2 separate regions of the Homo sapiens genome follow, and region 1 is linked to region 2. Evidence: read pairs that join two places in POLR2A ChIA-PET (ENCODE). Cell type or tissue: Caco-2. All regions are shown on one strand. Links, peaks and the distances in the headings refer to the core of each region. The heading gives the core; the rest is flanking DNA. Region 1 has its middle 22 kb from the start of POLA1. Region 2 overlaps POLA1 (DNA polymerase alpha 1, catalytic subunit).

What was found. Peaks named below come from ENCODE experiments on the same cell type or tissue, not always from the same donor. Only the 100,000 strongest peaks of a DNase experiment are listed, where the experiment ranks them.
Region 1: POLR2A ChIA-PET joins it to region 2 with 10 read pairs; 2 of 35 experiments call an interaction of 5 or more read pairs at or near these places.

Annotation. Positions count from the first base shown.
Region 1 is chrX:24,669,723-24,675,105 of GRCh38, forward strand. It overlaps a transcript of PCYT1B not described here. Among named protein-coding and RNA genes, the nearest start is that of POLA1, 22 kb to the right of the region's middle. In Caco-2, for the core only: no CTCF peak of the experiment used is centred there; a DNase peak (open chromatin) is centred at 3,109; H3K4me3 peaks cover 620 bases.
Region 2 is chrX:24,800,784-24,806,166 of GRCh38, forward strand. All of the region lies in intron 26 of POLA1 (DNA polymerase alpha 1, catalytic subunit), which reads left to right. Among named protein-coding and RNA genes, the nearest start is that of POLA1, 110 kb to the left of the region's middle. In Caco-2, for the core only: no CTCF peak of the experiment used is centred there; no DNase peak of the experiment used is centred there.

The DNA.
Region 1 (5,383 bases), core at 204-5,203, 130 kb before region 2:
TGAGCTTCAATTTTCTCACTTGAAAATGGGAATATAGGCTAGGGCTCAGTGGCGCATACCTGTAATCCCAGTGCGTTGGGAGGTTTAGGTGGAAGGATCGCTTGAGGCCAGGAGTTCAAGACCAGCCTGAGAAACACAGCAAAACCCCCATCTCTACAAAATATTTAAAAATTAGCCAGATGTGGTGGTGCATGCCTGCAGTCCTAGCTCCTTGGGGGGCTGAGGCAGGAGGATCACTTGAGCCTAATAGTTTGAGGTTACAGTCAGCTATGATTCCACCACTGCACTCGAGCCTGGGCAACAGAGTAAGACCTTGTCTCAAAAAAAAAGAAAGAAAGAAAGAAAGAAAGAAAGAAAGAAAGAAAGAAAGAAAGAAAGAAAGAAAGAAAGAAAGGAAGGAAGGAAGGAAGGAAGGAAGGAAGGAAGGAAGGAAATGGGAATATAAATAATATCTACATCACAGTATTTGAAGTAAGAGGAATTGAGGTAATGTCTGGGCATTCTCTTATTTCCAAATAAGTACCAACCAAGTACCAAAATTAAACATGTGGAAAATAAATACTCAACTCTCTTATTTAAAGGTAGTTTCCATTTCCTGAGAGCTATAAAAGATTATTAAGTTCATGATTATTTTCACCTTTCAGATTCAATATTTAGCAGCAATGCTTGTAACTATTGGCTGTTAAGTAACTCCACCAGCAGTAACCAGAAATGGTCGTGTGTCAGCTTGGGTGGGGGTATCAATCTATGGTACACAAAGGGCTGGTAGTCAGAAAGTTTAATTTACAGAAGTTGAGCCTGCCTGTGTGAGAAAAGTACACTGAGAACCGAAAAGCATGAGAAAAATGTTAATAAAATCATTCTTTATTATTGTTACCATTAATAATGTAATCCATTTTAATTGCTCAAGGAGGTTAAATAAGCCTATTCAATTTAATAGAGAAATCAAGGCACAAATTAGCAGCATAGGCAAATGGTCAGGAGCTTGAGTCCTTTTGTTGAATACAATTACATAAAATAAGCCATGGAAAGTACTTAGCCCGGGACATGTCACCCTATAATGTCAACTATTATAATAATGATAAGTGATACATTTGGGAGACCATGAAATTAGAGGCCTTTGTCTATTTTCAATTTGCAAAAGGTATCAGAATACGGAGTGATATTTGCACAGATTTAATTCTACATGACTGGAACATAGAAGAATCATCTCAACTTTCCATATCTGCACCAGTCCAGAACTGAATCTAGTTGTTTTTTTTGGCAACAGAGTCTCACTCTGTTACCCAGTCTGGAGTGCAGTGGCATGATCTTGGCTCACTGTAACCTCCACCTCCTGGGTTCAAGCAATTCTCCTGCCTCAGCCTCCCAAGTAGCTGGGATTACAGGTGCCCACCACCATGCCTGGCTAATTTTTTTGTATTTTTAGTCGCGAGGGGGTTTCACCATGTTGGCCAGTCTGGTTTAGAACTCCTTACCTCAAGTGATTCGCCTGCCTAGGTCTCCCAAAGTGCTGAGATTACAGGTGTGAGCCACTGTGGCTGGCCTACATCTAGTTATTTTGATACTACTTCAAATCTAATTTTGAAATGAGGCATGAATGAATGAATGAATGAATGAATCAATCAATCAATCAATCAATGCCTCCTGATTCCCCCATTAACTCAATACAATTGGCTAGTAAAACTCATGAGTCTTCAATATACAGTACAAATTTCTCCAAATTTAAGATAACATGGAGGTGACTGGGGAAGGGACCAACTGGGCGAAATGATCAATCAGTCATGTAGCTCAAGTGTCTGCTGGATATGAACCTAGACTACTTTCTGAGTAATATGGTGCTTAAACCAGCCACCCATATCCATTCCAAGGGGCATGAGAAGGTTTTGAAGGGATGCTGGTACAGGAAAGACCAGGGCCTGTGTCCATTCTCAGGGTAGTGGAGTGAAACCAGCTTCACCGTTAAGCAGAGAAATTCCCTCTGCCTCGTTGTTGGGAAGCTGCCTCTGGCCCTCAATCTCTTCTTCACATCATCTGGGGTCCTTCTTAACACTTTGTCCCACTGCCTAAACTTTCTCCATCTAGAACTCATTCAGTTTAACAAGGTTCCCCTTGAAATACATTCTCCGGGCACCCTCTGCCCAAGAGAAAAGACCATATACAGTGGTCTCACTTAAGTGACAGTTGCATAACATTGAATTCAGAAATGGATTGTCTTCACTTGAGGTCAGGATTTCGAGACCAGCCTGGCCAACATGGTGAAACCTTGTCTCTATTAAAAGCACAGAAATTAGCTGGGCATGGTGGTGCACGCCTGTAGTCCCAGCTACTTGGGAGGCTGAGGCAGGAGAATCGCTTGAACCCGGGAGGCAGAGGTTGCAGTGAGCCGAGATCGTGCCATTGCACTCCAGCCTGGGCAGCAAGAGCGTAACTCCATCTCAGAATAAAAGGAATGGGTATTCTAATCAGGATTTTGTGACGTTTCTACTAGGAGAATTTCTCATTTCATAGGATAAAGAACATTTTGTTAAAACATTTCTGCAATACCCTCAGGCTCCCATAGCATATTGATCTGACCTTTTTTTTAGTAAGCAAATTTGTTCTTGTCATCTAAGTCTATCCAGGGAGCTGACATACTCTGCAAGGGGATAAAGAAATATTAGTCACAATTTGTTTTTCTTTGTCTTTTTTTAAATCAACTTAAGACGGAGAAGATAATGTTTCCATTTTTAGTGTGACTATTAATTAGCACAGATTCATTACACTTGCAGATACATAGGACTTTACTTTTTGAACTGACTTTGATATTCAATAAGGCAAAAATCAATAAGAAAGTATTCACATTACCTTGCGCCACAATTGGGGAGCGCGATTGTCCTCTTCCATGATGCACTCCTGATGGCCTACCATGCCTGCTCCTGATCTTTTTATCTTCTCTAGAGGCCTCTACCCTTTGGAGTTCTTTTGAGTCACAGGATGAAATTTTTGTTGCTCACTTGACCAAAGGTCAAGCAGGCTCTCTGTGCCCAGCGCTCAAAGATAAGCTCGGAGGAGCTCGGAGTGTCCCAGTTGTTGAATAAGGAGAGATTTGAGTTGCTAGGCACTCTTGCTTTACTTACCACAAGCCTCCTCTTGTCCCCTCTGGGCTGTTGTTCATTGACAATTGCTGTGCTCTGAACTAGCGCTATGATGGCCTGTTGTGCGGGGACAGGCGGGTTGTGGTGAAAGCTGCAGTCGTGAAAAAGGCTATTGTTTAATCTACCCCGTCCCTCGCTGAAGCTATGGCAACAAATTCCGTTGGTGAATTAACTATGTCATTGTGCACTGGCTCAACTGATTATGCTCCTGGAATGACAAACATTTTCTCTCTTTTTTTCAAGACAAACAGTGACCGAGACCTTGAAGTGTTAATATACAACTCAGCACTTTCTTTAAATAGGAGAATAAAGATGGAAAAAATAAATCTCTCAAACATACTTTAATTGATTCTAATAAACATTTTATCCCTTCCAAGGAGCTATTCTCAGCACCATTGATAATGAATTTGTGCATCTTAACTATGTGGAGTCTTCGGAATTTGTGTTAAGGTAATTTTCTCTCAGATAACTCTGTGTTAAAAGAACTCTTTAAATATGCATGTGCTTCAGGCTTTCTAAGAACAACATTCTTTTTAAATCTGGCTGCACCAAAGGGCTATGGAAACCTTGGCTGCAGACTGTTACCTCAGTTTAGAGGGAAGGCAGCTGGTCCACCTAAACTCACCTTTGCCAAGTAAAGATATCCTTTGTCCCATCCTAGCAGGAAAACTCTTAGAATGCTTTCTCCTCTATTTTAAGCTCCAGGACAGTAAAACGTGCTCTGATTGGTTGAAGGATGCTTTTCAGACTCCCTCACCCCTCCCCACCATTCATTCATCCTATACCTTCTGCATCTGGGTACCCTGCCAACTGCTGGGGGAGCTCTGCCGGTGGCCACACTGTTTCCTAGTGTGGTAGTGTGTAGTGTTCTGACTTGCTAAGTTGGAATCACATTTCCCAGGATTCCCTTCCCTGAAGGCTTTGGGTTAGAGTTGACCAAAAGAAGAATTTGCATAAGATATGGGAGGTGGAAGTGAAGTAGGAGCGGTTATTTTGCAACGGTTGTTGTGGTTAGGTATGGTAACAAACAGAGGTAGACGTGAAATCGGATCCCGCTTGTCCTCACTCTCCCTCACTCTGTGTCCAGATCTTCTTTGTGAGTGCTGATCCTGTTGACCAACAGGAGCCCCAGGGCCACCACTGGACACTTGGCTGCAGGCCCATAGAGGTAGGAACAGCTTCCCATAGGTCTCCCCAACCGGCTTCCCCTTCCACTTGCACAGTTGGATGTGCTGGGCTTCTCAGACTGATGGTGGGTGGCTCCTCCCATCTTCCAATTTCCTCCTGGACCTTCAATCCCCCATCCCTCTCACAATGGGGCCAGGACTAATTCCTATGATAAATCGCTTCCTCCACAGCTCATCGTGGTTCTGCTTCTGTGACTGAATTCAGATTAATAACACTTACTGTTTCCAAACAACACAAGCACTGTTAGGAGAGCATCCTCAGCATGGAGAGAGGTTAGAGGGCCGCAGGGAGAAAACTCCATGGAAGTTGGATCGAAAAGTATCTGAGGACCCCAAGGAAATAGATGTTATATTTGTATCAGATCTCTCCCTACAGTTGCTGATAGCCCTCACCCTGCAAAGCCTTTCTTCAGATCCAAACAGTTAGCTCTTCTTTCTTCTTCCCTCTTGTGGCTTCCCCTCATCCTCATTCTGTTTGTTTGTTTGTTTGGAGATGAAGTTTCACTCTGTCACCCAGGCTGGAGTGCAATGTCATGATCTGGCTCACTGCAACCTCCACCTCCCAAGTTCAAGTGATTTTCCTGCCTCAGCCTCCTGAGTAGCTGGGATTACAGGCGTGCACCACAATGCCCAGCTAATTTTTGTATTTTTAGTAGAGATGGAGCTTCACCATGTTGGCCAGGCTGGTCTAGAACTACTGACCTCAGGTTATCCACCTGCCTCACCTCCCAAAGTGCTGGGATTACAGGCGTGAGCCACCGAGCCTGGCTGTCCTCATCCTCATCCTCATTCTTTTTTTTTTTTTTTTTTTTTTTTTTTTTTGAGGCAGAGTTTCGATCTCGTTGCCCAGGCTGGAGTGCAATGGTGCGATCTCGGCTCACCACAACCTCTGCCTCCCAGGTTCAAGTGATTCTCCTGCCTCAGCCTCCCTAGTAGCTGAGATTACAGGCATGCGCCACCACACCTGGCTAATTTTGTGTTTTTAGTAGAGACAGGGTTTCACCATGTTGGTCAGGATGGTCTCAAACTCCCAAACTCAGATGATCCACCCTCCTTGGC
Region 2 (5,383 bases), core at 197-5,196:
GAAATTATAAGACACGTTATAAGACAGGGAAGAAATTCACTTTTCCTTTCACACATTCAAAGGCATAGTTTGTAGTATTTTAAGTTTTGGGATCAAAATAATAGCCCTGTCAAACTGTAGGGCAATAATGGAGAGATACTCATAAATCGTATTAAATTTGTCTTTTTGGGAGGAGAAGCCTTTCAGAAATTGTTGTTTATTCAGTGTTTTATATTCTTCATACATGAGCTACCAGAAGGTCTAGGTTGTAAATTAAGGATTTAAAACAAAATCAGTTTATCTGGAAACTATAGTTGTATGGGAGAGGTACACTTATAGTCAAGTTTATAATTAATGGGCCTTTGTCATTGGAATAGAAATTCTTTTCTCTTGAGTGAATATTTGTTTATATAACATGCATTGTGTTTGAAGGTGGGATCAAAACTGATTCACTCTTCATTTCTTGCATGGAAAAAGCCAGCATTTAAATGTGTACTGTGTGTGGGCTTAATTGCTGCTTTTTGTAACCAACTTTAGGGTCCTGTTGTTGTGGAGATGCACTTACTGATCGATAATGGTTTGCTCTTCTTAAGCTGGACCACTAGGAGTTTTCCTCCTTTTACTAGAGCCTAAAAAATAAATATTTATTGAATTATTACTTTGTGCCAGGCATTTCGTTAGGTTTAATGCCCATGATATGATCTCTGCCTATAATTTGCTTATGGTCTCTTAATCTTACCTTTTGTAAGAGAGTGGTGTGTTGTGGTATGCACAGAGTACTTTGGGGGATACATAGGACTAGGATATTCATTAATATCATTCGGTTGGGGAGTCTCGAGAAGGCTTTTCTGACAGTATTAAGTTCCTTGTGAAATAAGTAGATGTTAGGTAATAATAACCCCTAACATTTATTGAGCTCTTATGTCCCAGAGACCATACAAAACAAAGTACATACATCGTTAAATTTAATGCTCACAGTAGCCCTATTAGGAAGCTTCAGTTGCTATCTCCATTTTACAGTTGAGGAATTGGAAGGTTAGAGAGGTTATATTGTTTGCCTGAGGTCATCGCACAGCTTATTAGCAGTGCTATTAGGCTTTGAACCCAGGTAGCCTATATTAGGGTTTTCCAGAGAAACAGAGCCACTAGGAGAGGTGGGTGGGTGTGTGTGTGTGTGTGTGTGTGTGTGTGTGTGTGTGTGTGTGTGTGACATTTATTGTGGAGGCTGTCAAGTCTGAAATCTGTAGGGCAGGCCGGCAGCCCAGGGAATAGTTGATGTTTCAGCTACAGTTCGAAAGCAGTCTGCAGCAGAATTCGTTCTCCCTTGAGAGACCTCAGTCTTTTCCTTTTAGGGCCATCAACTGATTTGATGGGGCCCGCTCACACTGTGGTGGATATACTGCTGTACTCAAAGTCAACTGATTTAAATGTTAATCTCATTTTAAAAAAATACCTTTACAGTGACATCTAGACTGGTGTTTGACCAAATATCTGGGTACCGTGACTTAGCCAAGTTGACACATAAAATTAACCATCACACAGCCTAACTTCTCAACTCACATTTTTAACCACTTGGGGAAAGAGCATGTAAAAACACAGAAGCAAGAAGAAAAGCATAGCCTGTTTAATGAACCTAAAATATTTTGAGAGGGCTGGTTTGAAGGTGCATGTAGGAAGTGTTAGAAGATGAGATAGGCCTCAACTAGATGAGTCTCAAGGACAGGCTCAGGGGTTTGAATTTTATTTCAAGAAGTACATTTTATTATAGAAAGAACACTGGCAAAGTGTGAAGATTGGCTTGGGAGGTAGTGATGCTAGAGACAAGTAGGCCAAGAGAGTGATGGGTGTCTGAAGGAAGGACATGGGAATGCAGAAAAGGTGCCACATTGGAAAGATGCAGTATAGTTAGTGTAGCATATGTGGGCTCATTGGATTAGAAAGGAAACCATTTGGGGCCAGGCGTGGTGGCTCATGCCTGTAATCCCAGCACTTTGGGAAGCCGAGGAAGGTGGCTCACCTGAGGTCGGGAGTTCCAGGCCAACCTGGCCAACATGGTGAAACCCCGTCTCTATTAAAAATACAAAAATTAGCTGGGCGTGGTGGCGCCTGCCTGTAATACCAGCTACTCGGGAGGCTGAGGCAGGAGAATTGCTTGAACCTGGAAGGTAGAGTTTGCAGTGAGCCGAGATCGTGCCACTGCACTCCCAGCCTGGGCGACAGAGCAAGACTCCATCTCAAAAAAAAATAACAATAATAAAATAAAAGATAGAAAGGAAACCAGTCCTTGGTTCTGGTTGAAGGTTTCTGGAGGGGCCAGTTATCATGTTTGGAGCTGGTTAAGGGTTTGGAGGAGATGGGTGGGATTTAGAATGAATGCTTATGGGACCAACAGTTGAATGTGTGCCTGGATAGAGAAAACGCTGTCATCAGTGTGTATCACTGATTCTCAACCGGTGCAGTTTTGCTCTTCCTAGGAAGTGCTTGACAATATCTGGACACAATTTTGGTTGTCACAGCTGGAGAGAAGGAGAGCACACGGCATATGTGTGTACTCATACTACTGATGAAATCTAGTGGGTAGGGGCTAGGGATGCTGCTAAACATCCTGCAATAGACACAGGATAGCTCCTTATAATAAATAATTATTCAGCCTAAAATGTTAATAGTACTGAAGTTGAGAAATCTTGATATATATGTAGATGTGTATATATACCCCCGAAGTGTGGAAAAGAGATCTCAACAGGTGTTGGATGTTATTATGTATTTTAAATGTACCCACTCACATTAAGTGCATAAAGATGTATCCAGACAACTTGTGAGAACTTACGTGTTTCTAGTTATTTTACAACCACATAGCCCTCAAAAGCAACCTAGAATATGGAAATATATCCTCACAACGCTAATTATCCTTGTTAGGTACACTAGTACTTCCTTTTCCTAATACTGAAGAAGTAAATGTGATTGAAATACAAACCAACCAAATATAATGAAGAGACATTTCTACATGTCAAAGTTGGATTCTAGATTTTTAGACCTGTGAGGAATCTCAACCTCTTCATTTTATAAATGAGGATATTGAGACCTAGAAAAGGAAACCAACTTGGTCCCAAATCACTTAGCTGGTAATTGGCAGATTAAACAAGTGCTCTGATTTCAGACCCTAGACTTAAAAAAAAAAAAAAAAAAAAAAAAAAAAAAAGCACGAATATTTGTATAACATTTTATCTTTGCAAAGCACTTTTTAAGCCTGTGGTTCTTTTTATTCTTACCTAGCTCAGGGAACAAGGTGGTAATATCACCCCAATATTAGAGAAAATAAAACTAAGGTTTAAAGGCAGTAAGTAGCCCAGTATCACAGAAGTGTTAAGTAGTGAAGACAGAAAGTACCATGCTTATTAAATCCATAGCCCATATTTCTTGAACATTTTTAGAGGAAGACACAAATCTAAGAATAACAGAGAATAGGAAAAAGACAATCTAATAGAATAAGGAGGAAATAAATGTTCATCAAGTGAGAGAACTGAGTAGCACTGAGTCCTGCTTGGCAGTTGCTGAAATTTGGAATGTGGAATGCTTAGGTAATGGTTGGATTATCAAATATCATAATATTTATATTAATATTTCACCTGCCTTTCTCTTTCCTAGCCTTCAAAACCATTTATATTTTACTACCCCTGTTATGCTAATGTATTGTTTAATTTCCAGTTTATTTCTAATTTTATATCATCGGTAATGGAAGAATCCTAAAGCCATTGAGATTTCAGTTGTCATTCTCTTTTTGCATTATTTGTTTAGAATTTCACCTTACTCAACATTTTCTTAACTTGTAGGATTTTCTTTGTGTTTAATATCTGCATCATACACCAAAGTGGGTTTCTTGTTAATAAGTAATACTATAGTAGACATGTTTTCGGAATAGGACCTTGAAACTTTTTTTTTAAGCTGTGGAAAGCTGGTGTTTTCTCTCTATTGTTTAGTATTAATAAATACTCTTTTAGTCTGTAATAGCATCTAAAAACATTTCATAACCTTTGGATGCATTGTGATACAACAGTATTCTATTTTAACAAGATACAAAGACTCAGGTGTTATCCTGAACTTATTAGGAGAACCTACAAATACACATCTTAGTAGTAGTTGGTCTTAGGTTGTTGCTGTTGTTAACCTTGGCACACACAAAAAACATCTTTCTGCTTAGTAAACCATATCGTGGGTATATTCATGAACACATTATTTTCTTTAGAAAACAATTTTTGATACACATCTAAATTTCCTTTCTAGTTCCCACTACCCTTTTCCAGCTTTCAGAAGCTCAGACTGGGGTTAAAATTCCTTTTCGTATTATTTTAATTATTGCTCTCCCCACCTCCACCCCTTTCCTGTTTCCCCCTCCTCTTTTCCCCTAACGGCACTGTTCTGCAAAGCCTGCAATGATTGATATGATGGCAGTGCTGTCATTCTTTTTAACCAAAAAAAAGTCATTTTTGTTCTAGTTATTTTAATAGAGTCCCATTAAAGATGTATTGCTGACTGAAATATCGGCGTGAAGGGCTCTCACTGAGCTGAGCCCAGGAATTAAGAAGTCAGGAAATCGGCTGCTGCATTGCAAGAGAGCCTTGTGTGACACCGAGTCTCCTGATTGGGGAGATCATTACTGCTATTATGACTCGACTTGCGTAGGAATTTTAAATTCCATCTGAATGTCAGTAATAACCCTCTTAGCAAATTATCCTGAATAAAATCACGAAGGCATTTTATATAATAGGTGTTGAATTACTGGATAGATTTGCTAATTAAATACTCTTTGTTCTGCTGCAGTTGACATTACAGGGTAAGATCTTGAACAATTATTCTCAACAGCTGTACTTTGTTAAGGGAAAAATTAACCACAAAGTTTATTTTTTTATACTTGAAGTTGGCAGATTTTTGAAATGTGCTTGAAAAAATTCCATCATCCAATTGGTAATGAGTAGATAAATATGCAGGTGTTGCTGTGAAATCAGATAACTGCAGACTGCCTTATTAATGAATTTAGCAAGCCTTTATAGCCCTGTTTTCTAGCCGTTAGCACTTACAAAATGATTTTCTGTCAGAATGGGCAGCTTTAATATTACACTTGTCACTTCAAAGTGAACTTATGAATGGTCATCTTGTAATCATTGTACCTTGTGTCTAGTAGACCTTTCTGGGTACTTGTGGCTATTTTTAAAATGTGTTTCTTCAATGGGGAAAATACCTGTAATGTATAAGTGTTTGATTGTTGACTTCTAGAACATTTATGTGGTATGAGGTTTTTTTTTTTTTTTTTTTTTTTTTTTTTTTTTTTTTTTTTTTTTTTTTTTTTTTTGAGAAGGTAGTGAGACATAATGAAAAGAAAGTGAAACATAAAGTCCAGCTTCTGGAT